Linked DNA regions of Homo sapiens: region 1 is linked to region 2. The links are chromatin contacts, found by Hi-C in ENCODE. All regions are on one chromosome and are shown on one strand. The core of a region is the stretch at or near the end of the contact, and the rest is flanking DNA. Distances in the headings are between cores, read along the strand shown. Region 1 holds the start of GRIK2 (glutamate ionotropic receptor kainate type subunit 2). Region 2 holds the start of PNKY (long intergenic non-protein coding RNA PNKY).

Region 1 (3,298 bases), core at 345-2,844, 2.6 Mb before region 2:
CTTATAGTAACACCTAACCTATTATTCCATGCAAGTGGCCTGTTGCATAGCAATTTAGCTAAAACAAACAGCCTGTTTATACATGGCATTAAAGATCTCAGAGAATAAAGTCAGGACTGAGTCAGGTTTCAGTTGAAATCACACTGTTGCATACTTGCAACTCACTCTTCTTAACTATGCATGCTGTGGTATCCCTTATGATTCTGAACACATTATCAGCTGTTCCAGCAACATTCTGCTGCATTGATGATTAATGACATTTAGAGTTTTGATTAATTTTTAGACACTAAAATAAGTGTATCTTAATTAACAAATTGAAGTGGAATAAATTTACATATCCCAGAACTTTTTTTTTTAAATTTCAGCCTGTGTGATTTTCAATGGGTTTAAATAGGAGAAAACAAACAGATAAGACTTCCAAACATTGCTCAATTCTCTATCACCTTGCTCTTGTGCATTTCAATTTTTTGTTGTTTGTTTGACTCAAAAGTTTTTAAGGCCACTGGAAGTTGATAGGCTGCCTTGGTGGTTACAGGAATAGACTCTATAAAGTTAGAAAGTAATGAACTAAGACAAATCAAGATTGAAATACAATTGCATTTATTTCAGTAACTAAACTGACTAATTAAGACTCAAATGAACCAATCATCTCTCGTGAAATGAAAATAATCATCAATCCATAAGATAATTTCTGATGACAGAATACTTACAGTATGGAGATGAATAAACGATAGAAGATAATCTGTGCATTACCAAAAGGCTACTAATAGTAAGTTTTCTAATATTCCCCATTGCCTAAATTGGAAATTATTCTCTAAGGAGCCTCAGCTCGGTCGTGTTGTTTGGTAAAGAAACTCTATCTCCTTAAAGGTAAAAATATCAGAGGATGTGGTTCGTTAAAAGTTCTTGAGGTTTATGATCCACCCTGGTAACACTGCCCACTCCTTACCCTAATGGGACGCCCTCCAAGTTTTTTCAGAAGCTCTTAATACGGGTGCCGGTTAAAATAAATATACTTCCTCAGCGCAGAACTAAGGAGTAGGGTTAATGGAAGGATGGGTGGGCAGAAGGAGGGATGGGGAGTTCGTCAGACCCGCCGGCAGCCACACAGCTTCTTGCCATCTGTCTCATTCTCTTCGCCTCGCGTGAGTCCCCGTAGCTGAGGCCACTTCCTGACACGTCCACTTCTTAAATCATTTTATGTGGAGAACATAGGCGACTGCAGCCAACAGAGCCACTTGCATGCTTGACGGGAATTGGCTGAGATAAGCCCGACAAAGACTCGCAGTGAATCCGTCCAGCGGGCGCCCCGAGCGCACGGACGTCCGCAGCGCTACTGTTCGCCTTCTTCCTTCTCTCCAGGTGGAAAATGCCCCTCGCCCACCCGCAGTCCCTCCCGTCCTCTTGAAAACAAACACCTCGTGAAGGAGCCCGGAGTGCAGCCCACAGCCGGGGAGTCCTTACCTGGAGCTAGGGGTGAGGTGGGCGGGGAGGGGGTGGGGTGGTCCTCGGGGAGGAGCAGCCGGAGGAGGTCGGGCGGAAAAGTCCCCAGCTACCAGACCGACCAGCGCAGCCGCCGGCGCCGAGCGCGAGTGACGGCAGCGGCGAAGACGGTGACCGAGGAGCAGCAGCGGCGGCGGCGGCGGCAGAGACAGACACGCCTCCTGGCGGGGGTTCCTCGCCTCTTGCTTTAAAGGCGCCGCGCTCCTTTCCCCGTGGCCCCTGCACGCTCCTGGCCGCCGCGGCCACTCGGGGGCATCTCCCACCCCTGGACCACAGGAGCTAGAGCGAGAGAATTCCTGGTGTCCCTAGACTTGGATGTTACGAAGCCTCCGGCTGGACTTCGCTCCCTTAGCGCACACCCGCCTCCTGGGATGGGGAGACTAAGGCCAAGATGCTCTGTCAGGGAGTGAGTGATGCATGCAAAGCGCCGAGGAATTTGCCTAGCCTTGGGTGGTGACAACACATATAAGGAGCCCAAACACATTTGCTTCTGGGTGATGGCTTTTATGCCTCTCCGAAACCATAGCAACGAAACTTCTCCACTGCCAGGGCTTGGAGGGCTGCTGGTAGTCTCCAAAGTGGACCTCTTAGTCCAACTACGGTCATTTCCCTGAGGTTCGCAAAAAAAGATCTTGATCTGCGCACCCTCCCACCCCGACCTCCAGCGCATAGAGCAAATGCGCTCTGGTAGCGCTGCTGCGGGTATTCCCTCAGATGCTGGGAGTCACAGTGCCCTGCTCCCTGCCACCATTATTGAGAACAGATGCTTGGAAATTGACTTTTCCTGAGTGTTAGGAGGTCGGGCGGGCTGTCTCTGTGTATGTATGGCGCCTTAAATAGCAGACTCCCCTCTCCCCACCAAACTCCCGCCCAGGCCCCGGAACTCTCAACCTAAACACATTTCAGAAAGAAGTTGGATTCGAGATCTAGTGGGCGCCGAACCTGAGGTCGCAGACTCCAAGATTGGAGACAGGAGTCTGGGAAGCAGCCCTGGTTTGGCGGCCACTGGTCCAAGTTCTCGGGAGGACTCTTTTAAAGGCCAGAGATGGGGAGGGGCAACTGAGTCCCAGAGTCTTCCCGCAGCTTGGCTTCCAGGGAGGGGCTGGCGGCGGTGAGCGCACCAGGCTCTCCCTGCTTCACTGTGGAAACGATTAGCTTTTGCAAACAATCCCTGAGTTCCGCTCCTCTGGGTCGGAAAAGTCAACATCTATTCAAAACCGTTGCTATTTTATCCTCAGCCCTACAATATTAACTGGAGCTGAGTTTAGCAGTTTCCCCCAGAGGAAGTTGGCCAGCTCAGATTCGCGAGGAGATTTAAGTGAGGCTAAGCGGGAACAGGCCAGGCGCACTGGGCTCAAGAGACCATTTCAAACGGGCTGCATAAAGAAGGGGCCAGGGGGGATTCCACGGCTCTGCAGTCCCCTAGCAGTTCCAGTCCCTGGTGGTTCTCCACTATCTATCTAATTCCGAGGTCCGGGAATTAGAGAGGCTCTGAGTCCCCAGGGACCCGTTGTCTGAGCTGGAGACCAGAACTTGCCCTTTTGCTTCCTCCTTCACTGCAGCCCTAGTAAAGTTAAGCCCTCGCCGGACCCTGGCGCAGCAGGGCCATGTTCCACACCCTGAGGCTAGCGCCTGGCTCAGAATAGCTCTGAAACACAGAAATTCAGTCCTGCCAAAACCGCCAGTCTTTCCCTCTTGGTCACCATCCAGGACTCTCTGCGCCCCGTTCCCCACAACATGCTTACTGAGCATTCCTGGGTGGGGCAGGGTTGGGGGGAGGGGGACTGGGGACTTA
Region 2 (3,030 bases), core at 356-2,855:
GCGCCGCTCTACGGAGCGCGGGCGCGTCGCGCCATCAGTTCTTTAGCCGCCCAGAGCAGGTGCCGCCTGCGAGTTTCCGAGCCTGCAAGCCCGGTAGCTAGAACTTGGGCGCGGACCCAGGCTGGAGCGGCGTGACCGCCACGCAGGGCCGGGTGTGTACATGGGCGCTGTAAAGCGAATCAACAGTTACTGCCGGGAAGGGAATGACAGACCCCAGGGAACCTGGATCGCGTCCCCACCTCTCACCCCTCGCTCTATCGCTGGTTTTGCCGGCGGTCGTAGGCTTGAGAGGGCAGCCAAATCAACGCTCAGAGGGAGCATTTTGGGGCCTCTGAGCATCTGAATCCAGACAGCAGACTGGAGCGGGCCAGAAAATTCATCATGACTAACAAGGAGTCATGCTCTTTGGAGAGTGGCTGAGCTGTTTATAAATCACCACGTTGAGCACCCGCCCGGGCAAGACGCTTTGGCTGAGAATTTCCACGTGTCCTGTGTTTATGAGCGTGTGTGGGGGAGAGAAATGGATAGGGGAGGGGCGAGCCCACAGGCCGCCAGCAGGACGGACCTGCACCCCCACCACGCGCGCACCCGCGCGGCGAGGCGAGGCGAGGACACACACAGCGTGTCGCTCCGTCCCAGCGCAAGCGCGGGGCCACTCTGGCCGCGCGCCTGGGGGCTGCTAGGAATCCCATAACTTTGTCTAGCTAGGAAAAAATGAACAAGTCCGAGCCTCAGCGCGCAGACTCAGCGACTGGTGCCCGCGGCTCCGCAACCGCGAGCCAAGGGGCTGGGTGGCGGGCAGAACCGCCTTCTCCCGGCTTCGGCCCTGCGTCCCCTGTGCTAGGCGCGTGACTTTCCCTGGGCCTTGGGGAGCGCACAGACAGCCCGCCAGCCGCATCTTCTCCTGACATGTCGTGCCTTTCTTTTCGCGGACCTGGAGCTCAGAGCTCCCACGGACAGAAGAATCCAGCCCTGGGGAAGGGCCGCGTCCAAGTGCTAAGCAGCTCATACTTCTCCCCCACCTTTCTGGGGCAGGTGTCTGCTTTTCTCTGGATTTAATTTCACATTTCTCGAGGCACAAGGCCTTCTGCAGCCCATAGGATGATACACTCGAAAGAAGAATGAAGTTTTCAAACACATCTTCGAAGGAACTGAGGCGGCCTGGCTCTGAATCAATTTAAAAGTTCCTCCTCCTCTTATCTTTCTCTCCACACCCCACCCCACACCCCCGCCCTCCTCCCGGCATAGGGCGCTAGTGTGAGGGGACAAGAATAGGCTGCACGTGTACATCAAAACTTCCTGTCTGCGATAGGACATCACCGGCGATTAATGCTGAGATCCTTCCCACGTTGACTTCCCAGGTCTCAACTCCAACTTCCATCCCCGTCTCATTTCGCTGGCGGCCAAGGAGCCGAAACGTTCCCAACAGGGTTTAATATACCCAATAAATCCCCGGGAGTACACAAAGAAATAGCCTACCCGGGGCCTCAGTCTCTGCACCCCACCCCCACCCCCAAGCGCGGCCAATCACCGGGCGGGCCAGGCTGGGCTCGCACCGCGGCTCTGAGCAACACCTCCCCACGAGCTACCGCCGCCTCCCCTCCAGGCGCCAGGGGCCCGGTTGGCGCGAACGCCGGGTTCCGAGCACCCTGGGCTTCCTTGTCTGCCTCCCAGCGCGGCACCTCTTCGGGGCTCCCGAAACCTGAGCTCTCGCTGGTTTTAGGTCCAGACTGGGGCCTCTCCACCGGTTCCTCCCCCGCCCCGGGCTCTGGGGCCCATTCTTTGGGCTGACCCTGTCAGGGCAGAGTCCGCGCGTCTGCCTGCCATTCTCCGCCCGCATAAAAGCACGTTGAAGGTGTCTCGGGCAGACACCTCCAGGTTTTGAATCAGTTTATTCCCTTTCACTGTTCAAAGCAGCTGTTCAAATACACAGGCTGCTTACGTTGACGTGGAGAGGATTTCAAACAACGCTAAAATGCTTTGAACTGACAAGGTGTCTTGATATCTCCCTCACTCCATCCAGCACAGCTCCTCGAGATCACTCGCTAGGACAATGGCTGAGCAGGCGATTCGTGCGGGCCTCGCCACCTCGGGGCGCGGACTGCGGGGTGTCCTAAGCCCCTTCCGCAAGGACAGGATGGAGGCACCTGTAAGGAGATGCTGGCGCCACCCCAGCTTCTCCCAGGTCCGGAGGAACCTCTACTCAGTCAATACCCTGAGCTGGACTTGTCTGAAGAAACGGAGCCGACTCCCTCTTGCCGGGGTGCGCTGAGTGGAGGGGAAACATCCTCGAATAACAGAACTACACCAAAAAGACACCCATGTTATCTCTCACACTTTCACACTCCTCGAGATAGTGAGCCGGACCTGGGTCTTAGTAGCACCCAGTACCTTGACACAAACCTCCCAAATTTCCACCTGAGTAACAGTTATGGGGTCAGTCCATGCACTGTAACTTGAACTCTAATTTATTAACTATTTCATCTAGTAAACACACTCACACCATATATAAAATAGCATTTATTTATTTCTATATACCAGGAGTTGGCAGAAAACCCACCGTGACCACTCCCATACATTGAGCTGGAGGCACACAATTACTAAAACAGAGGTGAAATGGTATTCATTTGATCTTAATTTTTTCTTATTTATGTAGTCCCAGGATAATAGAAATCAGGAAACAAAAGAAAACAAAGAATTTTCTGAGGAGATGGCCATTGGGGGAGTGGAGGTAGCAGCTGGTTTAAACCTAAGTAAAACTAGAAAAAGAAACTGCTGTTTCCTTTTTCTTATATCCACCTTAGAGGATCATGTTTGAACGTCCCTACTCCTCCTCCTCTTTTTAAAAAGCCTTGTCTCAGTCATTCATTCCTGTGCTTCCTGCTCTTCTGCTAGACCCCAGCAGCTGTTTGATTTGGTGAGGCCCCCCTCCAACCTCTGAGTGGAACTTCTTTTCTAAGGGCCTGCAGAATGTCAAAACTGAGGCTCTGGCTTCGGAGCTAGAGCTTTGAACAGCCAATCCACACAAAA

What was found. A loop is a pair of places that touch in the nucleus more often than their neighbours do. Pooled maps may share reads with other maps.
Region 1: a map with no recorded cell type shows a loop between it and region 2 (11-fold over the local background). The contact joins the promoter of GRIK2 here to the promoter of PNKY in region 2. A Hi-C loop is called at or near these places in 1 of 168 maps with a recorded cell type or tissue (naive thymus-derived CD4-positive, alpha-beta T cell), 10 of 37 single-sample maps with no recorded cell type and 10 of 50 pooled maps.

Annotation. Positions count from the first base shown.
Region 1 is chr6:101,392,004-101,395,301 of GRCh38, reverse strand. GRIK2 (glutamate ionotropic receptor kainate type subunit 2) reads right to left here and starts at 1,594. Exons shown (of 17, transcript NM_021956.5): 1 at 1,465-1,594.
Region 2 is chr6:98,830,275-98,833,304 of GRCh38, reverse strand. It overlaps PNKY (long intergenic non-protein coding RNA PNKY), which reads left to right and starts at 1,605. Exons shown (of 1, transcript NR_148381.1): 1 at 1,605-3,030.